Regions from separate parts of the Homo sapiens genome. Here region 2 is linked to region 1. The links are chromatin loops, found by intact Hi-C in ENCODE. Cell type or tissue: HCT116. All regions are shown on one strand. Links, peaks and the distances in the headings refer to the core of each region. The heading gives the core; the rest is flanking DNA.

The links. Peaks named below come from ENCODE experiments on the same cell type or tissue, not always from the same donor. Only the 100,000 strongest peaks of a DNase experiment are listed, where the experiment ranks them.
Region 2: a loop joins it to region 1, with 4 times the contacts of the local background. A loop is called at or near these places in 5 of 110 quality-filtered maps.

What each region holds. Positions count from the first base shown.
Region 1 is chr11:12,956,990-12,971,966 of GRCh38, forward strand. No RefSeq gene overlaps it. Among named protein-coding and RNA genes, the nearest start is that of LINC00958, 25 kb to the right of the region's middle. RefSeq lists a silencer at 7,300-7,359. In HCT116, for the core only: a CTCF peak has its summit at 7,253 (motif pointing right); a DNase peak (open chromatin) is centred at 7,272.
Region 2 is chr11:13,377,107-13,392,083 of GRCh38, forward strand. BMAL1 (basic helix-loop-helix ARNT like 1) reads left to right here. Exons shown (of 20, transcript NM_001297719.2): 17 at 1,231-1,339; 18 at 4,055-4,148; 19 at 8,583-8,685; 20 at 9,490-10,160. The coding sequence ends at 9,650. BTBD10 (BTB domain containing 10) reads right to left here. Exons shown (of 9, transcript NM_032320.7): 9 at 10,902-12,035. The coding sequence ends at 11,725. Among named protein-coding and RNA genes, the nearest start is that of BTBD10, 79 kb to the right of the region's middle. In HCT116, for the core only: a CTCF peak has its summit at 7,895 (motif pointing left); a DNase peak (open chromatin) is centred at 7,915.

The DNA.
Region 1 (14,977 bases), core at 5,222-10,221:
TAGAGAAGAGCCCTTTGGCTGTGATTTTGTGGTTGTTGTTGACTTTTTCTTCAGCTGTATTGAAGTATAATTTACAATACAGTACAATTCATATATTTTAATTGTATAATTTAATGACTTTGGGTAATTGTATACAGTCATGTAAATGTCACCACAATAAAGATACAGAACACATCCATCACTTGCTAAAAGCCTCTCATACCCCTTTGCAACCTGCCCTTCACCTGGCTTAGTAGCCTCAGGTATATGCTGATCTGCTTCCCTTCCCTGTAATATTGCCTTTTCTAAAATTTCATATAAATTTAGTCATACAGAATGTAGTCTTTTGTATTTGATTCCTTTCACTTAGCATAATGTGTTTGAAATTCATCTATAATGTTTTGTGTATCAATAGTTCATTCCCTTTTACTGCTGAGTAGTATCCCACAGTATAGATGTACCACAATGGATCTATTCACCAGCTGATGGACATTTGGGTTGTTTTCAAATTTTGGCTACAATGAATAATGCTGCTATGTGCATTTGCATACTTGTCTTTGTGAGAACATGTGTTTCCATTTCTCTAGGAGAAGGGATTGTTGGGTTACTGGTAAGGATATCTTCCACTTTATTGGACCAGTACCTGTCGGTGGCCTGTTGGGAATGGGGCTGCACAGCAGGTGTGCGGCAGGAAAGGGAATGAAGCTTCATCTCTCTTTACAGCCACCTGCCATCAGTCGCATTACTGCCTGAGCTCTGCCTTCTGTCAGATCAGCAAAGGCATTAGATTCTCATAGGAGCATGAACCCTATTGTGAACTACACATGCGAGGGATCCAGGTTGTGTGTTCCTTATGAGAATCTAATGCCTGATCATCTGTCATTGTTTCACATCACCCCCAGATGGGATCATCTAGTTGCAGGAGAACAAGCTCAGTGCTCCCACTGATTCTACATTATGGTGAGATGTATAATTATTTCATTATATATTACAATGTAATAATAATAGAAATAAAGTACACAATAAATTTAATGAGCTTGAATCATCCTAAAACCATTCCCTTCCCCCACTGTCCATGGAAAAATTGTCTTCCATGAAACTGGTCCCTGGTGCCAAAAAGGTTGGGACCACTCCTTTATAGGACCTTGTCACTCTGTTTTCCGGCCTGACTGTACCACTTTGCATTGCCTTCAGCAATGTGTAAATGTGTGAGAGTTCCTCACATTTTTATTTTTTGGGGTTTTTTTTTGTTTTTTGTTTTTTTTTGAGACAGTGTCTTGCTCTGTCACCCAGGCTGGAGTACAGTGGCATGATCTAAACTCACTGCAGACTGGCCTCCCAGGGTTCAAGCGATCCTCCCACCTCAGCCCCCTGAGTAGCTGGAACTATAGATATGCTCCAGGCTAATTTTTGTATTTTGTGTAAAGACAGGGTTTTGCCATGTTGCCCAGGCCAGTCTTGAACTCCTGGGCTCAAGTGATTGGCCCATCTCAGCCTCCCAAAGTGCTGGGATTACAGGTGTGAGCCACAATACCTGGTGATTTTCATTTTTTTTAAATTTGGCCACTCTAGTGGACATTTAATAGTATTTTATTATTATTTTAATTTGCACTTCCTTGAATGACTTGTGATGTTCAGCATCTTTTTATGTGTTTGTTGGCTATTCATTTATCTTCTTTTATAAAGTGATTGTTCAAATCATTTGCCCATTACTTACTATGTATGTCTTTTTATTACTGAGTTTTAAGGGTTCTTTATATAATCTGGATAGAAGGCTTTTTTAATAGCTGTTTTGCCAATGTTTTCTCCCAATCTGTGGCTTGTCTTTGTTTTCTCAACTCGTTATCTGAGGAGGAAAAGCTTTAAATCTTGATGAAGTCTGTTTTATCTTTTTTTCTTATGTGATTTGTGCTTTTTGTGCCCTGTTTAAGAAATAATTACAGGCCGAGGAGGGAGGATTGCTTGAGTCCAGAAGTTTGAGACCAGCCTGGGTAACATAATGAAACCTTGTCTCTACAAAAAAACAAAAACAAAAAAACAAAACTAAAATTAGCCAAGTGTGGTGGCGCATGCCTGTAGTCCAAACTACTCAGGACGCTGAGGCAAGAGGATGGCTTAAGCCCAGGTGATTGAGTCTGCAGTGAGCTGAGATCACGCCACTGCACTCCAGCCTGGGCAACAGAGTGAGACTCTGTTACAAAACAAGGCAAGGCAGGGCAGGGCAGGGCAGGGCAGGGCAGGGCAGGGCAAGGCAGGGCAAGGCAGGGCAGGGCAGGGCAAGGCAAGGCAGAAGGAAGGAAATTCTTTTATGCTGTCTTCTAAAAGTTTAATAGCTTTAGCTCCTTCATTTAGGTCTACAATCAATTCAAATATTTGTATATGATATGAAATAAGAGTTGAGGCTATATACATATATATGATACATACATGTATATGATGTATATATAAATGAGTGTATATATATAATGGATATATATATATATCCAGTTGTTCTAACACCATTTTTTGAAAAGACTATCTTTTCCCCATTAAATTACTTTGGCACCATTGTTGAAAATCAATTGACCATATAAGTATTGGTGCATTTTAAAGCTTTTATTTTGTTCCATTGATCTCATATGGTCTATCTTTATGCCAGTAACACACTGTTGTGATTACTGTATCTTAATGATAAGTCTTGAATTCAGGTAGTTTAAGTCCTTCCAAACTTGTTTTCCTTTCTTAAGAGTATTCTTGCTATTCTAGGTCCTTTGCCTTCTCGAACAAATTTTAGAATATACTTGTCAATTATTTTTTAAATTAAGTTTTAAACATAAATACTTTTAATTGCCTGGCATTTTAATGTCCAACTTGAGACCTTGTAAAGAAAATTGTGGTACAATACACATAACATAAAATTTACCATCTTGACCATTTTTAAGTGGCATTAAGTACATTCACATTGTGCAACCATCACCACCATCCATCCACAGAAATCTTTTTATCTTGCAAAACTAAAACTTTATAAACATTAAACAATAACTTTCCATTCTACCAGCCCCTGGCAACCAGCATTCTACTTTCTGTCTCTGAGTTTGATTACTCTAAGTGCCTCATAAAAGTACAATTATGCAGTATTTGTCCTTTTGTGACTAGTTCACTCAACATAATATCTTCAAGGTCCATCCATGTTGTCGGAATTTTCTTTCTTTTTTAAGTAAATATTCCATTGTATTCCACATATGTATGTATATATGTGTTTGAGACAGGGTCTTGCTCTGTCACCCAGGCTGGAGTGCAGTGGCACAATCACAGCTCACTGCAGCCTCAACCTCCTGTGCTCCGGTGATCTCCCACCTCAGCCTCCTAGTAGCTAGGACCATAGGTGTGCACCACCATGCTCAGCTAATTGTTGTACTTTTTCTAGAGATGGGGTTTCACCATGTTGCCCAGGCTGGTCTTGAACTCCTGGGCTCGAGTGATCCTCCCACCTCAGCCTCCCAAAGTGCTGGGTTTACAGGCATGAACCACTGCACCCGGCCCCATTGTATTTATATACTATAATTTAATTATCCATCAGTAGACACTTGGGTTGCTTCTGTCATTTTCTTTCTTAAAAAGTATTTTGGAGACTATCATAAATAAAAATGTTTTAAAACTCCATTTTGAATTGTTCATTGCAAATATATAGAAATTCACTTGACTTTGGCATATTGACCTTGTATCCTTTAACCTTGGTAAACTCACATATTGTTCTAGTAGCTTTTTTTAAACCATTATATGACCTTGTCATCTGCAAATTTAGACAGTTTACTTTTCCCTTTCCAATATGTATGCCTTTTATTGCTTTTTTTAAAATCTTTTTAAAAATATTGAACTGACTGGGACCTTCGTACAAAATTCAGTGTTAGTAGTGAAAGTGGGTATTCATGCCGTCCTTGTTTCTAATCTTAGGAGGAAAGAATTCATTTCTTCACAATTAAGTATGATCTAAATAGTGGATTTTATAGCATGAGAACAGTTATAATAGTAGCTTTAAAATCCTTGGTGGATAATTCCAACATCTGGGTCATCTTGGAGTGAATCTCCGCTATCTTTTCCCTTGAGAATGGGTCCCACTTTTCCAGTTCTTCATATGTCGAATAAGTTTGGATTGTACACATTATAAACGTTAAGTTGTGGAGGCCCTACATTCTGATAAGAGAACACCTTTTCTCTAATAGGTTTTGTTTATTTTGTTTTAGCAGGCATTTTTTTGTGATTGAACTCTAACTTCAAACTCTGTTTCTCAGGTGGCAGGTCCAGTCTCTTTTAGACTCTTTTGTCTCTGGCTGAGATGCTTTTGTTTTTGCTGTGTGTGTCCGTGGTTTGGGATCAGCCACAGACAGGAGCAGAAAGAATTTGGGAATTCCCTCTTTGGCTCTTTCTCTTCCAGAACTCTTTCTTCTCTCTTTTGGCAGTTATAGTTGCCCTGAACTCAACCTTCCATTTTCATAGTCCAAAAAGATGGCTGTTTTTCCACCAGCACCACACCTGGTTTGCACAATGGCTGCACCTGCCTCCAAGCTAAAAACAGCAAAAATGGGCGCTCACTTCCTGTAACATCTTTTCTTTATTGCGTGGACTTCCCACCAGAATCTGCCTGCTCTGTCCACTTTCCATTGTTTTCAGGTAGCTGCATTTTGTATTATGTCCACCTAGAAAAACCACATCCAGTCATTCCTGGAAGCAGAAGTCTGGTATGATGTGTTAAGGACAAATATTAAGATGCCTCTCTCCCTCTTTTTTTTTTTTTTTTTTGCAGTATTTAGATGCTTTTTTGTTGTTGCAGGTTTTCAGCTCCGGCATGGGCTTCCCTATTCTGCTGTGAAATTAATATGACATCTAGTGGCTTGGTAAAGAAGATCTGGACTGATTTTAATGGACACATCTGGATTTGGGGCTTCTTAGGTGTGGAGGTGGAGACAGGGGCCAGTGGTTACCATTACGTTTCAATGGTTGGTTTTTAAGAAATATTTGTTGGAAAACAAAAACTGACACACATAAAGACCTTGAATTCAATCTACTCCTTAATAGTTAGGAAAGAAAGAAGAAGGGAGGGAAAGAAAATGGAAAAGAAAATAGGAAAGAAGGGTAAGAAAAGAGAAAAGGGGCTGGATGTTGTGGCTCATGCCTGTAATCCCAGCACTTTGGAAGGCTGAGGTGAGAGGATCACTTGAGCCCAGGAGTTTGAGACAAGCCTGGGCAACACAGGAAGATGACCCCATCCCTAAAAACAGTTTTAAAAATTAGCTGGCATGGTGGTGTGCATCTGTAGTCCCAGCTACTCGGGAGGCTCAGGTGGGAGGATCACCTGAGCCCGGGAGTTCAAGGCTGTAGTGAGCCGTGATCACGCCACTGGACTCCAGCCTGGGTGACAAGAAATGAGAGGAAGAGAAGACAGAAGGCAGGAGGAGAAGGAGAGCTGGGATGATGTGGGCAAAGGGCGTTCAGGGAAGAGGAAGCAAAGCTAAGGGCCTAGAAATATGAAATAACCTGACAGATCCAGAAACAGGAATTGGTGGGAAATATGGCTTATAAAGTGGTCTGGGCCTGCGCGAGAGCTCTCATGGCGTGGGGTGGAATCCACATTCTGTACAATGGGCACGGGGCAGCCCTTCGAGGGCATCACCATCAAGGGAGTGCCCTGGATCCTCCGTGCTCATGTCCACTCCTTGCCTCTCCCCTCCTCTGCAGTGCAAGGAAACTCAGCCCTGTTGCCGGTCTTCTCCAGGTGCTGAATCAGCTGCCTTTCGCTGAGTGGCCAGTGGAAGGTTCTGGTAGGAAACAGGGTGGGAAGAAGGGAGAAGTTAGGGTCTCATCCCGTCTCTCTCCATCTCAGGTGGCATATCCAGCAGTGGCTCTTTTTCCTTCATAGCTCCAGCTCCTGCCAGAGGGACCCTCACAGGTTCTGGCTCCTGCCAGTGATCTGGCTGGGGGATCTGGGAACAGCACCTTACCCCTTCACTCCTTCATCCTAAGAATGGCAGTGACTTTGTATTCCTGAGAATCTTGGGATTTCTCTTCCCAGCACCTCCACCAATTCCCTGCATCAGATTCCCTTTGTTGTAACTACTTGGAGTGGTGTCTATCTTCCTAGTTAGCCCCTGAATAATATCGGGGGGACACTGGCCCCCCACTGCTCTGGTTTCCACACAGAGGGCTTTTTCTCTAAATCCTCCTGGCGTCTTGCTCTGCTCCTTAATCCTCCCGATGGAAGTGTGCTGAGTTAGCTAACTAGTGGGTGACAGCAGTCGGCCCACACTCTCATTTGCGTGGATCTCTCCTGGTGGAACTGGGGAGTGCATTTTAGCATGCTCATCATTGCCAAGCTCTGTCCTCCAGAGTAGTCTGTTCTGTAATGCAGGTGATATTTTAATCTCCATCTGTCTGACTCCCTGAGTCTGAATTGGTTCCCAAGGCTGGGACAAGGAGTCCTGTTTTTTTGTTTGTTTGTTTTTTTGTTTTTTTCTTTCTCAAACTCCAATAGCAAGGAAGTGGAAAAAAGATTAGACTTTTGGCCCGGCGCGGTGGCTCACGCCTATAATCCCAGCACTTTGGGAGGCCAAGGCAGGCGGATCACGAGGTCAGGAGATCGAGACCATCCTAGCTAACACGGTGAAACCCTGTCTCTACTAAAAATACAAAAAAATTAGCCGGGCGTGGTGGTGGGCGCCTGTGGTCCCAGCTACTTGGGAGGCTGAGGCAGGAGAATGGCGTGAACCTGGGAGGTGGAGCTTGCAGTGAGCCGAGATTGCGCCACTGCACTCCAACCTGGTGACAGAGCAAGACTCTGTCTCAAAAAAAAAAAAAATTAGACTTTCAGTACCACTACATTATAGCCAAGAGAAACTGATTCCCCTCAGCCTGGCATATTAGGGAGAACCTTACCTGCAACTCCTCTCCCCACATATTCTCCTAAACTTAGACTCTTCAGGAACCACTGAGACTCTGTCATAGCCCTGACGTGCAATGTCAGGAGCAGGGAATAATGAGGCCAGCTTCAGAGTGTGGGAGATAGTGGCACAGGCCCCACCCTCACAAATGTCCACAGCTTAGCTTAATACTCTGTTCGCTGTCTTGAAACTCTCACTGTTTTTAAGAAGTTGTCCCACATTTTCATTTTTTCGCCAGACCCCTCCGACTATGTGGCTTTTCCTGGTACTCCCTCCCTCTTGGGCGCCCAAGCTCCTTGGATTGTTAAGGCTGGCGGTGCTGCCCAAAGCATCCCCCCCAGGACTTCTCGATATGGACAGCAGAGGGCAGCAAACTGCCATTTGAGGGCTCCTCACCCAGGACGACCCAGGGGTTTGAACCTGGCTTTATCCACGTGGGGTGAGAGGGGTGGGAGGAGGGTGGTATTAGTTGTTTGCGTGTTTTTAATAATTGAAAACCAGAAACCCGACACTCTGAGCACCACTTCAGGTGATGTGCTGTGTGGCATTTTCTGCCCTTGTGGAGTCCAACCATCCATTCTGAAACAGAGCAGTTCCTTTGACCTTGACAGTACAGTAAGTTAACGTTGTCCTTAGGTTCTCGGAACTACAACTTAAAGGGAAACCAATTTTACTACAGGCTAATGGCTATAAACTAGAGTTGAGTTCCTACAGTATATTTCAGGTCACAAAAACATCAGCAAACTTCTAGGTAAAGACTCAAAACACTTCTAATACTAAACACTGAAATAAATGTGAGCTATACATGCATTTGATGAATAAAAACAAGATCATTATTTACTTAGTAATTCCAGTTCAGGGTAATGAGTGCTCGAAGCCCCTCCTGGCAGCTCAGGGCACAAGGTGGGACCCAGCCCTGGATAGGATGCCATTCCCTCACAGGGCGCACTCACCCACACCCACGCTCGCTCCGACTGGGACCATGTAGACACACCAGTTCTCCTAATGTGCACATCGCTGGGATGTGGGAGGAAGTGGTAGTGCCTGGAGAAAACCTATGCAGACATGGAGAGAGAGTACAGACTCCACACAGAGTGTGGCCCCAGAAGGCATGGATTTTTTTTTTCTTATCCATGTTCTAATGAAATGGTGTAGGCTGGGCAACGCAGTGAGACCCCCATCTCCACAAAAAATTTAAAAATTAGCTGGGCATGGTGGTGTGTACCTGTGATCCCAGCTACTCAGGAGGCCGAGGTGGAAGGATCTCTTGAGCCCAGGAGGTTGAGCCAGCATTGTGTCACTGCACTCCAGCCTGGGTGACAGAGCAAGACCCTGTCTCAGAAAAACAAAAACAAAAACATGACATTATTTGAGGACCTGCTGTGCAAGCTAGTGGCCAGCATGTGCAGTGCCGCATGTCCCACGCTGCTCCTGATAATATCTAGATCAACTACAAAGAGTCTTCCAGGGGGTCTTCCCTGCATGGGGTCTTCCATATATCACCTCTAATCCTTACGGTACCTTAACAAAGTCTGTATTTTTATCTGCATTTCCCTGATGAGGAAACTGGACTCAAAAATGTACTTGATGTAACTTGTCCTAGGTCATACAACTGTGAAGTAGAAAAAGCTGGATTCAAATCCAGGTTTTACCTAGTCCACCTAGTGTCTAAAAGGTATGCTCCTTCTACAAGTCCAATGTGCCTCTGTGATGCATAAAAGGGACAATGACATTTTGTCTTGCCTTTACTTTGTAGGGTGAAGTTCTTGTCTGAAATAACAATCCCTAGGGCGGTGCCCCAGCCCTCTCCAAGGCACAGTGGACACCTGTAAACAGAAAAGCTCTCATGCACCAAATGCCTGTGATCTGGGATTGCATCTGTCATCAGGCAAAACAATGAGAGAAAAATGTATTAAAATCTTTTTGTTGTTGTTGTTATAATAATCCAACGGCCCATGCTACTCTCTCCTAAAGCCTCAAGTTCTCAGGAAAAGCTCATCATTGATTTGAGCCTAATGAAAACCGTCTTTGGTGAGCATGCTTCCACATTCCCAACCAGCTTGTAACAGTTCTATAGAAATGTGTTAAATTCAGAAGCTACTTAGAAGGCTTCCTAGCCTCCTAAGGCATCCCCAAAGCATGTCAATATCAGAATAAGACAGAGCTGACATTTTTCCTATTAGAAATGTTGTAGTCCTGGAATCGCAAACTCAAATGCACACCAGGGTCAGGCAAAACTTACAAATGCACGAAGCAGATCTGCTGTAACAGGCAGTATGTGCCTCACTGATGGGCATTCACAATGAAAACAAAAGTGCCGTGTGACTTAGCCCATCTGAGGGGTGAGGTTCATTGAGCCCATTATCTTTTGCTTTGCCTTAGTGGCTAGGGAATGCATGGCTGAACGACTATGGGTAGTGACAGTATGGGAAGGAGCGCTGTGTAGTGGCTAAGGCTGAGGGCTCTAGAATTACCCAGCAGGTTCAAATTCAGGTTCTATTATTGAGTAGCTGTGCATCTTTGGGCAATTTACTCCAGTTCTCTGAGACTCCATTTCTTTATCTGTGAAATGGTTTACCATGCAGTGTTGTGAAAAGTGAATGGGAAGGTGGATGCCAAGTGTTGACAGGACTCACACATGGAGGCTGTCATGCTATTCTCCTCCTCCAAAGTCGATCTGGAGTTTGGAAAGCAGGTATTCTGCTCCAGCAAAAGATGCTGCCTTGTTTCATGTTTAAATACCTTCTCCTGTGTCATGCTTTACATAAGCCCTTCAGCTGTTTTCAGAAGATAATTACACATTTTAAGTTCAACAACAATGAGTAAAATGGCCTTCCTTTGTTCCCTTTGCCTTCTCTTTAGCCCTTTGGGCTGAGGAGAGTATCTTGCCTGGAGTTGCTGGTAGGAAGAGAAGACCCTCCTTTATCCCAGGATGAAACTGCACATGGACTTTCTTGAATTTCACTGAGATAAACACCAGAGAAGCAAGTCCTGTTGCAACCCCCCAAAGCAACCTCTGTGAACCTGGGAAGGGGCACCTGCCAGATTCCCACAGTGTCAGAGTCCCCAAGAATGGGACCTCCTGCAGAAGCCCCCCAAGGACAAAGCTGAACCCTTCCCTGCTGAGCTGGGCTTCAGCCAAGAGGCCTTTTAGCAAAGGATTACAGTTCCAGCTGGGATCAACTGACTCCCTGAGGGATGAGAGGCAAGTTTGTCTGGGAAAGGGTCTGAGTTGGCAAGATCTGGGATGCTGGAGGGGCTCCTGGAAGGGAGGAAAATTTCCCTCCTCCAATGCTCCAAACACCTGGTTTGGACGAAACTCTGCTCTTCAACACAACCTGTGTACCTCTTTTTCTCTACACCTAACAAGGAAAGAAAATCAATGTGGTCATACTTCTGGCCATCCCAAACTCTGAATCCAAACTGGGGGTCTCCCACAAGACTCTATTTCTGTGGCCAGGACGCCCAATCCTGTCTGAAACTTCTTAGCATACAAAGTACAATGCACCTATTTTAAAACTTGGAGCCAGGTTTCAAAGGTGTTTTGTGTATTGTTTTACAATTAAACTATGAAGATCATCTATATTTCGTGGATGTAGATACAGGTGTTTGTGAACAGGGGTGGTAAGGCAGATTTATCAAAGTGATTATCACATTGAAATGTTAGAAGCTGCCTCCAATCCTTTTTGGAATGAGACTGGGTATGAAAATCAATAGGTAAATGCAAATTTAATTAAAATATGTGTCGATCAGTATCAACTGGCTCTAAGACAAGAGCTTTGAAAGGGGATTTATGCAGAAAAAGCCAAGTTGTAGGAACATAGGGAGCCAAGGCATTGGTTTCTAGATTTGGAGGGGAGATATGTAAAGTACTGGGGTTGGGCCTTGAATGTATTCACTCTCAAACTATCATCATGAGTCCCTGTCGGTAGGTGGTCTGGGGCAGGCTGGAGAGCCTGATGAGGTCAAGTCCATGGTGGGAAGAGGGACTGAATTTCCCCTGAAGAGAGCCTGCTATTCTTAGCACAGAATGGGAGAACTTGAGCACTTCACCCTTGACTCTTCCCTTCCTGCTCTTTCTCCTTCAGCCTCTTTTCCTTCTGCCTCCCCACACCCTCTTTGAAGCTCCAAAGTGGAGTAAGTGGCATTCCATATATACCTTTTCTTCCTCAGAACTTTGCCAACAGGATGAGGAGCCACCTTCAAGTGGAAACTTGAAGTCCTTTTCTTCTATCTCTTCCTTTAATCATGGCCCCTCCCTCCCACCTCTAATTGAATCATCCTTTCTCTCTTTAATAAATATTTTCAGAATTCCTATGCCATGAGTACTCTTTTAAGCTTGGACCTGTCCACAGAAGAGCCAAACCTGAGAGTCCTTGGTGATTGGCAGGCACAGGTGAAGTCCCTTTTCTTCCCTAATGAGGAGTCTTGACCTCCTTAACATTTTCCTTCCCTTATTACTGACGTCACTTTAGGACTCACCAGTCACATCTCTTCCATACCACCCTGGGGCCTGCATATTTTCTTAAACCACAGAAGGGAATTGACATTTACTGACACTTAATTATATTGAACACTTACTATGTGCAGCCTCCCTGGAGGGCATTGCTGTCCCTACTTCTCATGGTACAGCATGCCGGGAAACATATATTAAAAGAAAAAGCAGTAATTAAAACAGAAATGGGAGAAGGGGCCCAGGCTCCCAGCTTTTGGCTCAGTTGCTCTTGTGGCATGAGAGAAAGTGTAGGCTTGGGGCTGAGTTCGCTGGGAGTCTGTGGCTTGTCATGGCTGCGTTGTCAGCCTTTGCTTGTGGAGTTCCTCCAGAAAGCCCTCCACCTGAAGCCCAGGCTGCAGCACCTCTACACTCCACCCTCTATGATTCGATCCAACATGGAATGATGATCCCGAGTAATTTATAAGCTGACTCCACTGACATGGGCTCCAGCAAGTCCTGGCGGGTGTTTGGTGGTGCAGGGGGAGCGGCCCTTGCTGGTTGGCACAGAAACGGAACACCTGCAGGCCCCAGAACTGTCCCCAGCCCGCTCTCTCCTGCAATCTTGCACTGGATCTCACGTTCCAGCTCAGATGTGAGGGAGATCAGACATAAAATTCCAGGGGCTGAAAATTCCTCGCATAAGGACATCCCCCCCATCCTCCCTTCTAATTTCCAGTGAAGCAGAAATTTTAACTCCTCAGGGCAACTTTTCAAAGCTGAGTAACTTCAGATTACACACTCAAGTCCTGTTATTTGTTAACAGCATTTGAATGAGTAACTTGCTCCCATTGCTTTGAAAATATTTCTTTTAAATGGAGAAGCAGGAGCAATTAGAGATGAAAAGTACCTGTACAGTGCCTTCCAAGATGCCAGAGGCTGTTCCGAACTGGCATTCCAAAGTGGGTAAAAATAACTTTCTTTAGGAAAACATAGAAGGAGGGTGACTTACAGGGGGAAGGAGCAAAGGGCATGTCCGAGCTGTAGGAAAGACCACTCTGTGCTTGTGTGTCAAGGACCTGTCCTCTGATGGCCAGTTTCAGATGCAGACAAGTGTTTCTTGCTACATTTGGATTTTCCAGGCTGCTAGAGAAACAGGCCTAGGCTTTTGGGATAGAACAGGGATGTCGACTAAATATATATATATTTTTATATATATATTTATATATATATAAATAAATATATAAATATATATATACATGTGTATATATATACACACATATATACGTATATATATATACGTATACATATACATATATATATATATATGTATATATACTAATATTCTGAAAACATGGGGCCTTTTCCCACCCTGCTGTCTTTTATGGAAGGGTCATCTTCCCACAGCACACCCAGCAATCCCCACCCACTTCCCTAGTGCTAAGCTAAGCTATAGAAACTCTGGAAAAAATAGATGTTTCTACTTCTCAAAAGAAGATATATATGTGGCCAAGAAGAGTATGAAAAACTGCTCAATATCACTAATCATTAGAGAGATGCAAATCAAAACCACAATGAGATACTATCTCATACCAGTCAGAATGGCTATTATTAAAAAGTCAAAAACTAACAGATGCTGGTGAGGCTGCAGAGAAAAGGAAATCCCTATACCCTGCTGGTGGGAATGTAATTAGTTCATTAGAAAAATTAGTTCAGCCACTGTGGAAAGCAGTCTGGAGATTTCTCAAAGAATGTACAACAGAACAACCATTTGACCCAGCAATTCCATTACTGGGTATATACCCAAAGGAATATAAATCATGCTACCCCAAAAACACATGCACACATATGTTCATCACAGCACTATCCACAACAGTAAAGACATGGAATCAATCTAAATGCCTATCAGTGGTGGACTTGATAAAGAAAATGTGGTACATATTAACCATGGAATATTATGCATCCATAAAAAAGGATGAGATCATGTCTTTTGCAGCAACATGGATGGAGCTGGAGGTCATTATCCTAAACACATTACAGTGAACAGAAAACCAAATATCACATATTCTCCCTTATTAGTGGGAGTTAAACATTGAGTACCCATGGACACAAAAAAACGAAAAACAGACACCGGGGCCTACTTGAGAGTGGAGGATGGAAGGAGGGTGAAGGTGGAAAAACTACCTATCAAGTATTATGGTGATTACTGGGTGATGAAATAATCTGTACATTAAATCCCCATGATGCCAATTTACCCATGTAACAAACCTCCACATGTACCCTTGAGCCTAAAATAAAAGTTGGAAAAACCCCCAAAACAAGTAGGTAGTTTTGATGATGCCTCCAGGATGGACACTTCCGAGCACCCTGTAGTCTCTTGCACCCCAGATGGGGACTGCAAAGCTGTCAATAAGAGGGAAGATGCTCCCTGCAGTCAAAAAATGAGGCCAGAGACCTGGAAGATTATTGAACACTGGGAACTCCACCAGGCTCTGAGCTCAGCTCAAAGAGGGTGTATTATATAGATCAGTGGTTCTCCAAATGGGTTGCACAAGAAAATCACCTGGGGAGCTTTAAAAATCCTGATGTCGGGCCACACAATATCTACTCCAACCCCACCCCAGCCAAGGTCTATACTCAAGAAACCAGAATCTCTGGAGGTAGAACCCTAGGAGCAGTCATCGTCACAGTTCTCAGGTGATTCTAATGTGCAGCCAAGTTTGAGAACTAGTTGCGAATAGTTGAGAACTAGATGCAAAATGGTTGAGATGATTCAGAGACTCTGGGACCCACTCAGGGAACAGATGAATGTATAAATGAATGATTATTTCTTGCTTGGATTACAGCAAAAGACTTTTGGCTGGTCTTATTGCTTACTCCCCACCCCCTTTGTTTTGTCTCAGTCCGGCAACCAGAATGAATTTTTTTCTTTTTGAGACAGAGTCTCACTCTGTCACCGAGGCTATAATGCAGTGTGATCATGGCTCACCACAGCCTCGACCTCCTGGGGCTCAAATGATCCTCCCACCTCAGCCTCCCAAGTAGCTGGGGCTACAGGCGTGAGCCATCATGCCTGGCTAATTTTTGTATTTCTTTTTTTTTTTTTTTGTAGAGATGGGGTTTTGCCATATTATAGAATTATCTTTTCAAGAATATAAGTTGGAGTGTGTCCCTGTTCACCTCAATACCCTCTATGGCTTTCCCACTAATTCAGAATAAGAGCTGGCATCTTCATAATGACCTACAAGGCCCTGTATGATTTACCTTTGAAGACTGCCCCATGCCCACCTGCCCTCCCTCTGATATTATCTTTTACTACCACCCCCCTTCCCACCCTTTGTGCCCACGGTTCCAGCAATACTGGCATCCTTGCAGTTCCCTGCAGGTATTAGGTGCACTGCTGCCCCAGGGCTTTTGCACTTGCTATAATTCTGCTCTTTCCCTATATAGTCACCTGGCTTGTCCCTTACTTTTTTCGGGTCTTTGTTCAAATATTAACCTGCTCGCCTTACATTCATGCTCCTCCATGCCTACTCTGCTTATCAGGAGGTTTATTTTTGTGTATTTATCCTCTTTCTCCCTATCTAAGTGGATACTGGAGTCTGTACAGCATTTTTAGACCACTTACAGCTTGTGAAAAGTTGGGAATCCA
Region 2 (14,977 bases), core at 5,329-10,328, 420 kb after region 1:
ACCATACCCACTGGGCTCCCTTCTCAGGCTCAGCCTTGGCCCTGCCCCTGCTGTCCACGCTGGACTCATCCTTCCTGGGACCATCCCCACATGCATGGCTGCAGCCCCCATCGATGACTCCCACATCCACATCTCCTGGCCCAGTCTCTCTCCCGAGCTCCAGATCTGTCTCTCCAAATGCCTCATAGACAGAACCACCTGGAGTCTCAGAGGCACCTGAAATTCAGAATATCCCAAGCTGATTTTCTGCACTCCCCTACCTGATTGGTTGTTTAAGCCAGAAACCTGGCTGTTGTCTCTCCCCCATTATATCTAAACACGGAGTCCTGAACCTTCTATCTCTTAAACTTCGTCACCACTATTGCTATTTCACCCTCCTCATCTGCTGCCTGGATTATTGCAAATCACTTCGCAACTCTAGTCCCCCTCTCCCCACCCCATCCTCCATTGTAGTTCATTCTCCCTGCCGTGGACTTTCTAATAACCCAGTTCTCATTTGTGCCTTTTCTGTGTATCGTCCTTTGGTACTCCTCATTCCCTTGTGGAAACTGTCCAAATTCGTTAGTACGGCATCCAAGAGGCCCCTCATGATCGGATTGGTACCTGCTGCCCCAGTTTCATCTATCATGCTCTCATCATCATTTATGATGAATTCCTTGGAGGAGTCTCCCAAGTTTTAACCTGCCTCAGTGCTCCTGCACGTGTTGGTTGCTGTGCCTGGAATGCTTTCTCCTCCTTACCTCTCTGCCAAGCTAATTCATATTCATCTCTCAAGACTCAGCTCGGGGTTAACTTGCTCCAGAAGCTGCACCTGGCCCCAGATGAGTTGGTTGCCTCGTGCTTGCCTGTCAAACTTACAACATTTTGCTTTAGCCATTGTTCATCTTGTTGGTTTTCCTGTTAAACTGTGAGCTCCTTGAGGGCAGGGACTTGTCTCTGTAACCCTGGCACATACAGTGGTCTTCAATAAACGTTTTTTTTCAGTGCATGAAGGGAAAGAATTAGATGCTGTATGAAGGGAAAAAACTGGCCTCAGATCCTAGAAGGAAACTTGAGCCTTTCCCTGCTGGAATGCCTTTTCCTGACAAGCTGTAGCCCTAAAGTCCCTCAAGGCACAACTCTGATGTTGAACTGCAAATGGATCATGGGATAAACTGGTTTTACTTTAATACATAATAGTATTTCTTCCTCAGTTTTCCCCTTTCCTACTCTCAGATTCCTTTGTTGTAGGTGGCCCAAAGAGGACCCACCCCACTGTTCCAGGGATTCCAGGGGGAACCCGGGCTGGGGCAGGAAAAATAGGCCGAATGATTGCTGAGGAAATCATGGAAATCCACAGGCAAGTAACACCTTCTAGTTCCTCTGTTAAACCAGTGGTTCTCAACCCAGGGAAATTTTTTCCCCCAGGCAATATTTTGCAATGTCAGGAGACATTTTTGGTCTTCACAACTGGGTGGGAGGTTGCTACTTAAACATCCTGTGGATAGAGACCAGGGATGCTGCTTGTTAAACATCCTACAGTAAACAGGACAGTTCCCTCCTCCCCACCCAACAAAGAATTATCCAATCCAAAATGTTAGTAGTGCCTAGATTAAGAAATCCTGCCTTAAATAAAGAAGCTAAACCAAAATAGCCCAGCGCTAAAGAGAATTCTTGAGAAGACTTAACTTTCTTATGGCTCAAGGAGCTTCTCAGTGCGGATAGATGTACCTTTACTTTACAGGAATGCAGGAGTAGAGCTGTGAACTATCAGAGTGATCTGGACCTTAACAAAACATTCACTTTTTTTCAATCAAAGAGCTGCCCAGGATTAGTACTAGAAACCAAGCAGATCAGCTAGTTATTACTAGCTGTCTTGGGAGAGACTTCCTTTCCATATGAAAGAGAAGGAGCTTAGAAGCAGTCCACCTGGGTCTGAGTCCTGGGCCTGTCTCTCTACCTGGCTATGCTGAGACTTACTTAACCTCTTGCTCTCTGTTGATTTAAACCATAAAAAGAAAGCACTATTTCCCAAGAATTGTGTTAGGATTGTGAGGGCACTCAGGAAAGTTCCAGGAACACAGCCTGACATATAGTGAGTGCTTAAAAATTAATTAAATCTGTCTTTAAGAGCAGTCGAGAGGGAAGCAGTTATCATAAGTCTGTCCAAATTTGGGGAATAGAGAAGGTGGTAACCAGATTCTTCAGAACGAAACTTAATGTAACATAAGAAAAGGAAGAAAACACTGCTGCCGCTGGATTCTCTCAGGAGAATTAGAGGCTGGCCTGTTTTCCAATTGGCCATAAAGGGGCTGTTATCCCCCTATAGGTAACACAGCTCTTTTCCAACCCCACAGGATTAGTGGGTGTGACTTCTGCATCAGGAAGGAGACATGAGGGTAGTGTGCAGTGTAATCAGGTTCAAACCCTATACTTTGCATTTGCATACCCTGTATTTTGCTTGAGACCATCCAAGAACAGTATCAAACAGTCCTTGACCTCAAGAATTTTAAAATCTTTTATAAGTCTATTTTCTTTATGATAACAGGAAAAAGGGAGGGTGCATGGGCCAAAGCAAGCAAAAGAGGAAAGATTTGAACTTGGCCTTAGCCAGGGTTTGCAATAAGAGTGGATGTTCCCTCTAGAAAAGCCAGGGCTATTCTTGAGTGGGCATGTGAGTGGCAAATTCAGGGTCAAGAAACAAGCTACCTAACTGGGCAGGCTTTGTGTAGGAAGGAGACACAGAGCTATGATAGGCGATTAAGAAACACAAGAAATGATACTGTGCAGTTTGGAAGAAACCTGTAAGACCCCATTTGTTGTAGGATGCTGAACAAGCATCCAAAGTCTTGTGTTACGCTTTGTGGAAGTTGCATTGGAATAGGGAGAGATGAAGGTGGGCATGTTTGACAACTCAGGAATGAGGCCTTATCCTACAGAGATGACACTGCCAAAAGAGAAATCAATCATCTAAGGTCTAGCGTTTGAAGATGAAATCAGGAATGATGAAACAGCAATTCCAAGATGAGAAACCTGGGAAAATAGTGGTTTCATAGACATAAGTAGAGAAAGGTGGGGGACACTCAGCAATTTTTCCGTAAGCAATTAGCAGCCGTTTGTGCATGCTGAGAATACATGATATGTAGTTGTAAACTGCCGTTAAGAAGCTTCTAATCCAGAAAGAAAACTTGTTCACTCATAAATCTAGAGAACTAGGCAGTACAAGAACCAAAAGACTTCTGGGTGGTGGAGGAGTGGTCTCTGGGTCACCCAAAAGCTACATTCATCCATGTAGGAGCTGAGAGTCCTGTGGTTACACAACTGCCATCACACTCTCCCTAAACTGTAGCTGCAATGCCAAGTGATGGATTCTTTCCTGAGGTCCTTCAGCCTGACAAGTATTTAGGTGGATTTACAGTTCTAAGTCTTCCCTTCTATAAATCTTCTGAGAGATATGCTAGATAAGAAAGGCCTGGACCCATTTTTCATCAACCACTGCCTTCGAAGGCTGCTTTTCCTGTCACTACTACTAGGCTACCTTTTAGACCCTGGTGCCGTCCATGTCCTAAGAGTATTCACTAGCTAAACAGTGTTTGTGGAGAAGGGGACAAATTGTTTTCTGTGGATCAAAGATGGAGGTTGATCTTAGAAGTTCTCCTCCAATTCACCTGGATTCTGTGAGGAAATAAAACTGGCCACTTACTTGAAATTCACCAACTGAATGCAAACTCCAATCCAAGGGCTTTGTCAGTGAGATGCTTGACTCTAGGGACTGCATTCTAGATCAGGTGCCTGTAGAACAAATCCAGCTTGTCATCTGTTTTTGTAAATAAAGTTTTATTGGAACACAGCCACACCGATTCGTATCTGTGGCTGCTTTCAAGCTGCAGAGGCAGAGTTGAGCATTTGTGACAAGACACCATATGGCCTAGAGAGCCTACTATCTGGCCCCTTACAGAAAAAGCTTGCCAAACCCTAATCTAGATCTTCATCCCCTTTCTCACCTTTACCCCTTAACAAAGCACATACACTCCACTGAAAAAAGAAAAGGCAGTGTAATTCTCTTTTCTGACAGGATAAGAGGGTCATCGCCTTCTAGCTGTGGCTCCAGCCCATTGAACATCACGAGTACGCCTCCCCCTGATGCCTCTTCTCCAGGAGGCAAGAAGGTAAGACTGATGATTCTTAGCCTAAGCTAGAGAACCTCTTGCCCAAGATCTGAAATGTTGGGGGTGGGAGTATGGAATTGCAACTGCGATTGCTGAAACAATTTGGACTACTTCCTCCTTGAAGTAAATGCATCTGTGTGAGGCTGGATACAAAGCATACTGGTAGGGCTAGGGAGGCTTGCTGACATCCTCAGAGGCTTTCTTCCATGTGAGTGGAAGAAGGGAGAAAGAATAAGGAATGGGGAACTGTCAGTTCATTTAATTGAGGGAGCAATTCAAGAGTTCCCATGAGGGAAAGATTATTGAGTACCTCACATAGAAAAGTTTCTCATTTTCTGCCAGGAATTTTCAAGGGAGAAAATATTAGTGTCTAGGGCAGGCAATGGAAACAGCAATGCCACCAGCAGTGCTTTGGAAATCAAGCCATGCTTTATAGCTGCAGAATACTTGGGGATCTGCTGCCTGGGGGTTCCATTGGTGTGACAGCATTGGATCCAAGCAGTGGATCAATCACCAGCCCTCATGAAGAGCTTGCTATAAGACTACACTATAAATAGGTTTAGGAACCAGTCATTTGTTTTCATCTTTGCTGGAGAACTTATAAGCCTAGGCCCATCTTAATCGTAAATTATAAATCTGTTTATATTGCCTGATGCCAGTAGAGCTTAGGACAGTTTAAAGGCCATCATTTTGGACACAATGGCTTCCTTTCCCCATCTCCTAAAACAGAGAGAGAGAATATCAGGAATTTCCATAGGCAGGACTCCTAGGGCACAAACCATCAAAAGCAGGGCAAGGATTTTCAAAACTGAGCTCCTCGGAGGTTTGTTCAGGTTACCAAGAGCTGTGGTGTTACCAGGTGGGATGGGCGTGGGGATAGTTGCTAAGGAGAGAGGGTAAGAGTAGAAATCCTGCTTCTACAAGGGCAGCAATACTTCTTTTTTATACAGGAATCTTCTGCAAACATTTCTATTTGAAAAAGCGTTTTGCTCCCCCCAAAAAAGGTTGAAAGTTAACAAATTAATGGGTAAGACTACAAAGTAAGACCTGGGTTCGAAGCTTGGCCTTGCCATGTGCTAGTTATGTGAACTTGTACAACTTTCAAGCCCTAGTTTTCTTTATAATGGAGCTAATAATGGTTAGGGTAGCCAGCATCTTTGCACGAGGTCCTACTGTGAGATAATATATGTGAAAGTGCTTGGCCCAAAATACCACTGACAGATGAAGTCTGAGCTTGGTGTCCCGTGACCCCCGCCCCCCTGCCCACAACACACACACTGCTTGCCAGCTGTCTTCTTAGCTGTTCTTCTGTTATACCTCCAGGTCCTTCCTGCATATTGGATCCACCATCTTCTTAGGGTGGTCTTCCAGTCTCTGCTTCTTAAGTTAACTTTTAGGCACTTGACTTGACTCCTGGTATTACCAAGGATTCTACTTCTTGGTTTTGAAAGGTTATCAGTCCAGTATAGGCTTAAATATTACTCAAAGAACTTTCATATACATTGTCTCATCTCACCTTCACAACATTATAGTGACAAGATCCAGGCTCCTCAGCGTTCGTTTTATAAGTATGGCCCCCAGGCTACAATCCTGGGCTCATGGCTTCCAATTCTTTTCACATCAACAACTACCAGAAATCAAAAGCTGTGCTCTGCATCATAAAGCCCCAGCTATTTTTGAGGCACTTATGAAAATTCTCCCTTTTCTTTGAGAAGAATGGATTATAAAATGGATCTGTGAGAAGAAATTTGGATGTGTTCTCACGAGATGAGTCCTGGGCAGCAGGACTTATAAGAAAAGCAGCTTAAACAAGACAGTTAAAACTGACAGCAGTATTAAATGGTGCACCATACCCAGCCCTTTCCAGTCACTTTCAAATTTGGAAGGTCCAAAAATGAACCATTTAGCCTGCAGTTGTTTGTCAGGATCAAGCTAAAAAGGAAGCCTAAGTGAGCCTCCATAGGTCGCAAGAGAGTACAGACATCCAGAAGCACTAAGGAAAATTCAGATAAAGCAGCAGTTCTACAAATGTCATCTGCAGTCTTTTTCCAGAAAGAGAGGGGGCACAAGATCCTTTTAAGGGTCTGCAAGGTTAAAGCTATTTTCTTAATAACATTAAAACGTTAATTTTTTCCCTGTATTGATAATGTGCACTATTCATACTAAAAGCACGGTTGGGTAAAATTGCTGGCATTTTACAAAAATCAGACAAGTGGCACCAAACTATACTAGTAGTCATTGTATTCTTCACCACCACACACTCACAGTAAAAAAATAGTTTAAAGCCAGTTTCATTTAAGATTGTCCATCATGGCTAGGTGCAGTGGCTCACCCCTGTAATCTCAGCACTCTGGGAAGCTGAGGCAGGCAAACTGCTTGAGTCCAGCAGTTCCAGGCAAGTCTGGGCAACATAGAGAAATCCCATCTCTACTAAAAAATACAAAAAAAATTATCCAGGTGTGGTGGTGTACCTGTAATCCCAGCTACTCCGGGGACTGAGGTGGGAGAATCACCTGAGCCCAGGAGGTTGAGGCTGCAGTGAGCTGAGATTGTGCCACTGTACTCCAGCCTGGGCAACCAGAGTGAGACCCTATCAAGGAGGGAAGGAGGAAAGGAAGGAAGGGAGTGAGGGAGGGAGGGAAAATGTCCATCATTACTTTTATAAAATTCTCAAGCACACATCTTTTTAATGCTCTGTGACAAAATGAGAAGTACACAGAACTTGTGCTGCATACCAAAGTATGATGTTTGTCTCAAAAACTACTTGTGTGATTAAGTTGTGAGTTGAACTAGCTACTATTTTCATTGGACACCATTTTTATTGTATATGGTCATTCGGTTTTGGGTATTTAGAATACTTTTTTTTTGGAAATGAATGAAGTGAACCTGTCACTTTAAGGAAAATGACTGACATTTGTTGCCAATGATAAAATCTGAGCTTTCAAGCAAAAATTGGAATTTTTAGAAAACTTGTCTCTGCTACTTTGACCTTGAGATCTTCCTAAAACTTAAAAAATGTTGTTGATGAGATAGGGAGTATTAATAATAGTGATATTTTGATGCTCTATAATGAAATGTGTCAATATATAGAAGATCTGCATAACTCAGTGAACCAATATTTTGTAACTAAACAATGCAAGGTATTTCAAAATCATGTAAGGGTAAAAGATCCATCCTAAGTGCCAAGATATAAAGAGTACAAAACATTCATTGATATGGTTTCAGATTCCACATTGCAACTCACCTTTAAGAAACTTCTACGTGTCAAGTTTTGAAGTGGTATCAAAAAAGAATACAATTATTTGAAAAGTCTATTAAAATATGCCTCCCTTTTCCAACTACTTATCTGTGGGAGGTTGGATTTCCTTCATATACTTGAATCACAAGACGTATCTAAATAGACTGAATGGAAAAACATATATGAGAATCCAGTTGAAAATTATTAAGCCAGACATTAGATTTGCAAAAATGTAAGATAATACTCTGCCTGGTAATTTTTTGTTACTGTTTTAGAAAATAGTTATTTTTCATTAAAATACTATTCATTATTTATGTTAACATGTAGCGGGTTTATTACATTTAAGAAATCTATTAGTTTTAATTTCAAATACAGTAAATATTGATAAATACAGCCTACATAAGCAAAAGTTCTTTGGAGTCCTCAATGATTTTTTTAAGAGTGTAAAAGGGTCCCTAGACCAAAACGTTGCTGTGGAAATAAAGTAAGTTATAATGCCACCTGCTGGCAAAGCCTGAAATCATTGCTGCTCCTGAAAGCAGCAGCTACCAAACTGTTTCCTCACGTATATCCAGATAGGTCTCAAAGAATGCTCTTCTTTGAGACTCAGCCAGGGGAAGGCAGCTGGGGTGAGTGGGGGAGATTTTGAGACAGAGTTCTCTTACTGAGTAGTAGTAATAATCCTCCCCAGTAGCCTGTCTTAACTTAAACCACAGGTTACTGAAGTTGGCACCTGTAGTATAAGAGATTTACTTCTGTTTTCTTCATTTGACTCCTTGAGCTGTGTCTCTTCACAGCTTGTTAACTCCACTTTTTCTTCTTCAGAAATATCTGTCACTATAAGATGTTTTATTCCCTTATAGGGGAAACGTCTAGCTGGGCTCATTGAAGTTTAGGCATTGGTCCTAAAGAAATATGTGGGCATCATGATTCCAGGCAGTTGAATGCTCTTGGGATTTTATTCAGCCTTTAAGTTGCCTCTGTGGGCTCACTAAAATGGAGAGAAAAGAATAGTTCGGGGGAGAGGTTTTTTCTTACTCTGACCATGTCTGTCTAACAGTTCCTTGTTTGAAATCATCCAATAGAAAACTGAAGCCATTTGAAGCTTCTCCCCACCCCACCCCATGCTTCATTTTCCTTTTGGCATTGCTCATAATACTGATTCAAACTTCACACTTCCCTCCTTTTGTTTGTAGATTTTAAATGGAGGGACTCCAGACATTCCTTCCAGTGGCCTACTATCAGGCCAGGCTCAGGAGAACCCAGGTTATCCATATTCTGATAGTTCTTCTATTCTTGGTAAGTGGCATCATTATTCGTTTCCATTGCAATGAGCTTGCAAAACATCTTACATAAAGTCAATTTTAAGAACTGAACTGTGTGAAACAAGCTAATCCTAGATAAATTTGATAGGAACAGAATAAAAGTTTAAAATTTGTTTAAATCTCTAAAAAGTTGACCAGTATTTGAGTTTTGGTGGAGGTCCAAGTTTGTGCCTGGAACTCAAGAGGAGGCTACAGCTACCTAGACATAGGCTTTCTCCCATGTGGGGCATAATCTCTTCAGAGAGAGAAGGCTAATGAAGGTTCAGAGATAATGCCTAGAAGGGTGATTAGTAAGCATATCAGAAGGTATTAAAAGTCATTAAGTGAAAAGAGTTTGCTTTTCCCATCACATCCATCTTTTTCTCCCCTGGGCTTTCTAGATCTGTTTTTTTCCTAAACTCTCCCTTCCTATTTGCCTTTCTTTTTGTAACTCCTCTTAACTGGTTACATCAGATTATTAAAATAAGCTTGACTCAAATATTTTTAACATTTACTAAATTTTAAGCGCTTTGTACTTATTTCTAAAATGATCATTTGATTCCTTAGAGCTGTCTCTTCACAACGTAACCCCACTTATTTCTTACGTATTTTTAAAAAATTGGTTCTTTCCTCTAAAAAACAGCGATATAAAAAAAGATAGCCATGCAGCCCAAAAAGCAGCATCTCACCCTACCATTAAATGTAACTTTCTTATTAAAAATGTGCTTAGGAATTGCTTACTTAATCTGAAGATGCTTTAAAAAAGAAATCACTGACCAGTCTTTATCTCCTCCCACAGGTGAGAACCCCCACATAGGTATAGACATGATTGACAACGACCAAGGATCAAGTAGTCCCAGTAATGATGAGGCAGCAATGGCTGTCATCATGAGCCTCTTGGAAGCAGATGCTGGACTGGGTGGCCCTGTTGACTTTAGTGACTTGCCATGGCCGCTGTAAACACTACATGTTGCTTTGGCAACAGCTATAGTATCAAAGTGCATTACTGGTGGAGTTTTACAGTCTGTGAAGCTTACTGGATAAGGAGAGAATAGCTTTTATGTACTGACTTCATAAAAGCCATCTCAGAGCCATTGATACAAGTCAATCTTACTATATGTAACTTCAGACAAAGTGGAACTAAGCCTGCTCCAGTGTTTCCTCATCATTGATTATTGGGCTAGCTGTGGATAGCTTGCATTAATTGTATATTTTGGATTCTGTTTGTGTTGAATTTTTTAATCATTGTGCACAGAAGCATCATTGGTAGCTTTTATATGCAAATGGTCATTTCAGATGTATGGTGTTTTTACACTACAAAGAAGTCCCCCATGTGGATATTTCTTATACTAATTGTATCATAAAGCCGTTTATTCTTCCTTGTAAGAATCCTTTACTATAAATATGGGTTAAAGTATAATGTACTAGACAGTTAAATATTTTTAATAAATGTTTCCCTTGTTCTATAAATACTGTTCACATTTCAAATAATTAGAAAAAAAATCCTACGTGTTGCAGGGCTGGATTATAAGTTTCTACAGTGGGTGTTCAAGGATGATCTACGCCAGTAGCATTTGTGGTGCTTTTCTGGCCTTCATAACGATTCTGGGCTTGCATAATTTCCCCATGCTACTAGCTTAGCTGTGTTGTTAAAATAGTTCATTTATAAATTGTTGCAATTTTAATTTATGTGAGAACAAAGATGTTACTGCTTATCCACAAACATCGAATCCTCTGAAATTATAAATTCAAGATTATATTTAACAAATTGGCTTCTCTAATGCTGCACCTCTCTAATACTACTTCAGTTATATAGTAAGTGACCCCAGTCCTAAAGCACCTAAATATTTGATCCCTTCTTGAATTGGACCACAGAATATTTAGAATAGCATTTGCATAAATAATTTGCTAAGCAAAGTAGCATGGTATAATGGAAAAAGCACTGAACTAGTATGAGAAACTGGCTCTGAAACTTAGGGTGACTATATGACCTAGTAAAGTCATTTTGCCCTTCATATCAAGTTGGACTAGAAAATACTCTTTTCAGCTCTAATAAATATTGTTTTGATTTATAGTACATTTTATAATTAGGGAATTTAAATGCCTCATCACACATATAGTAAAAGTTCCTTGAGCTACTATTTCTAATAATACTTACACCACCGAGATGGGAAATTATGAGACTAAAAATCTGGTCAATGTGGTTATAAATTTGGTCAGAAACATTAAAACAATGGAATTTTATTTTGATGAAAAACTCAAGTTTACAATCATTTAGTAAATGAAGAGCAAACACTTCATTTTCCTATCCCATAACTCTTAAGAAAAAAAAAGCATTAGTAAATAAATATCTGTGAACAGATTAAGGGTAAGGCAGACTGGATAATAAACCACCTCTGACATTCACACTCCCTGCATGTGACTCACTCTAAAGGGTGAAATGGCTCTGGAGATAACTGAACTGGTAAGATATGGGCATTAAATCTCATCCTGATCATTCAGATAAGCCCAAGATAAATACTTTTTGCTCATCAAGGGCAGCAAACTATACAAATTGTACTGGAGGAATACTTTGACAGAAGCACTTAAATTATATTGTGCATCACAACTATAAAATGGCTTGAACATTTCCATTTAACCACCATTTATAAAGTGCAACTATATATTACTCTGCATTTTATCTGAGGTGTGATGAATATCAGTCCAAACTGAAAGTACCCCAGCTGCCAATTTCCACCACTTCTGAAAAGACCTAGCTGTGTGAAAAAGGACCATCCCCCATACAAAGAACCAATTTCACAAACCTACTGGTAAACAAATACATTTACAACTGGAACTTCAAAATGCTAGAGTTGTACTCATTTAAAAAAAAACCATTCAGCTACCTTTGGTCTTTAAAAAAGCCTACACTGCAATATCCTAAACATTGTTATGTGCATCTCACAATGAAGAAGAGTGGCCTTGCAGTGCAGAATGAGGAGAGTACAACGTCACTGTGAAGAGTAGCATGCTATGGTTTCAAGGAAGATCAGCATCACAGCATTGGATTCTGTGCATCAGGATCGAGGTCACTGTTGCCAGAAGGGGGATGGATAGGGAGAATATCCAGCTCATCCACTTGTGGAGTTGGATGCATGACTACCAGCTGGTCCTGGGGAATGTCTGCTGCAGCTGCTGCAAGATTGGTGATAGATTTACTCTTTACACACTGAAAGTCTACATGCCGACTCTTTCCTTCTTCCTTCTCCCAGGACATTCGAATAAAGGGTCTTTGGACATAGTTGTAGATCACTTCTGGGCGGCCTCCAGGCCTTTTCTTTACTTTTTCTTTGTAGGTAGGATAACCTGAAAGAAAGAAAGATTTTAAAAACTGAGGAGACACACACAGACCTCTCACCCAATTTCGCCTTAGAAAGCTTTTCTGCTATAGATCCTAAAGAAACAAATTTAAAACAAAGAAGTGAAAACAATATTCCATCCACCTACTCATCAGTTCATGAGCCAGACATGAAAACCCTACTGATGTAATTCATAAAATCTTCTATCATTCTTTCAATTACTCAATATATCAACCATCAAAAAAACATTATTAAAGTAGGAGTATGTTGGAGCAGATCTTGGTCTCTAGCTATGTATCCTTTTTTTTTTTTGACATGGAGTCTCACTTTGTCACCCAGGCTGGAGTGCCATGTGTGACCTTGGTTTACTGCAACCTCTGCTTCCCAGGTTCAAGCAATTCTCCCACCTCAGTCTCCAGAGTAGCGCGGATTACAGGCATGTGCCACCATGCCCGGCTAATTTTTGTGTTTTTAGTAGAGGGGGGGTTTCACCACGTTGCCCAGGCTGGTCTCGAACTCCTGACCTCAAGTGATCTGCCTCGGCCTCCCAAATTGCTGGGATTACAGGCGCAAGCCACCATGCCGGCCTCTAGCTACGTATCCTTATATTCTCGTCACAGGATTACCCGGCCTACAGGCCTGGAATTTAGCCACATTAGCCTGCTAGTTTCCTTAAACCTACATCTCGTCTTTATATTGCTCTGAGTTTTTTCTTTTCTTTTTGTTAAATGAAAAAGCTGTACAGCTGTCCAGGTGGTTCTAGATACTTCTGCATCTAGATCAGCAAGGCCAATATTTTAACCTCCCATATCATTTTAACATTACTACTCCCAACAACCAAGCATTCAATTTACAGTCACATTCCCGAAGCAGCGTTCCCTGATTAATAGTACCTAATATTACCTTCCTCTTTTGGAACATAGTCACTTAAAAGTAAGGACAACCCTAGATTTGAAAAAAAAAATTAGTTATTTACTAGTAAGGCCACTTCTCCAAAGATCAACTGTCCTTAAGAAACTATTATAGACCCCTTCCCTCCTTTCTTCTAGTAAGAATTAACTAGTTTGGGATTGGCAAACATTTTCTGTAAAGGTCCAGAGTAAATACTTCAGGCTTGTAGGCCACATGGTTTCTACTAGAGCTACTTTTCACTCTGCCACTGTAAAGTGAAATCAGCCACAGAGAATACGTAAATGAATGAGCACGTGTATGTTTTTCTTTTTTTTTTTTGGAGATAGAGTCTCTGTCACCCAGGCTGGAATGCAGTGGTGCTGTCTCGGCTCACTGCAACTTCTGTCTTCCGGGTTCAAGAGATTCTCCTGCCTCAGCCTCTCGAGTAGCTGGGACTACAGGCGCCTGCCACCACACCTGGCTAATTTTTGTATTGTTGGTAGAGATGGGGTTTCACCATGTTGGCCAGGATGATCTCAAACTCCCGACCTCCAGTGATCCTCGGCTTCCCATAGTGCTGGGATTACAGGTGTGAGCCACTGCGCCCAGCCACATGTGTATGTTTCAATAAAACTTTATAAAAAAGAGGCAATGAGCTGATTTTGGCCCATAGGCCAAAGTTAGACCATAGTTAGAATCAGAAAAAATAGAATGGTCTCACATAGTAGGGGATCAATTAATGATTACTGCATAAGGGAATGCATGTAGGCATCATTGGTAGCTAGTACAAATAGCCATGTGTGGAGTATGTGTGTATGTGGTGGGGGTGAGATAGGTGCAGCAGGTGAACAAAACTGAAAATCTAAAAACCTGTAGAATGTCTTCATTTCATACTTTTGGTCAATTACCTCTGAAGGCAGCACCAGAAATCAGAAAGGTCTCCATCTCCATTCCCTTGTCCTTGATTCCTCCTGGACTATTAGAAAGACTTTAAAATTCCCATCTCCTTGTATTCTGTCCCCACACAAAATAACCACTCCAGACAAATGTAATCATATTACAATCCTTGCTTAAAAACTACCAATGGTTTCCTCGTGCTTAATTGGAAGGTCTGTACTCCTCAGAATATTATACAAGGCTTTTTTTACAGCCTGGTTCCATATCTACTTACTGTCATCTACTATCATGCTACACTCTAACTCTAGAGTTCTTAAATACACCTGCCATATTAAGCTTTCCCCAAACATGCTTTTACACAAATTGTTCTGCTGCCTCTTCCCTCTCAGCCTCCTGATCCCTGCGCTCCACCTTCTTTTATCCCTGGCAAAAACATTAAGACTCTCCACACAGTTAATCATTCACTTCTTATGCTCCATAGCACTCCCATATGTTAACAATACTTAACAGAACTAAACTGTAACTAAACTGTAATTACCTTTTTGTATGTCTGACTCTCTGACCTAAATAATGAGTTCCTATATGGCTTTGACTTTATGAACAATTTGTTGGTGTATCCTCAGTGCCTAGCATAGTACCTGATACACTGCAGGTGCTAAACAAATATTTGAACAAAGAGTGAATGAACTACCAGGATATGCCAGTTATAAGTAATAACCTCTTCCAATATCCATCTTACTCAACATTTTTTCCTTTAAAAATAAAGTAAAATCAGCCCTTTGGGAGGCCAAGGCAGGCGGATCATGAGGTCAAGAGATCGAGTCCATCCTGACCAACATGGTGAAACCCCATCTCTACTAAAAATACAAAAATTAGCTGGGTGTGGTGGCGTGCGCCTGTAGTCCCAGCTACTCGGGAGGCTGAGACAGGAGAATCACTTGAACCCAGGAGGCGGAGGCTGCAGTGAGCTGAGGTTGCGCCACCGCATTCCAGCCTGGTGACAGAGCGAGACCCTGTCAGATAGATGGATAAATAGATAGACAGAAGACAGACAGACAGACAGACAGGGCAAGCCTGCCCCTGACTTGCAGATTTACCAACCTATTCAGTCAACAGTTAATGGTTTAGCAGCTACTGCATCACAAAATTGTAATGCCAGAT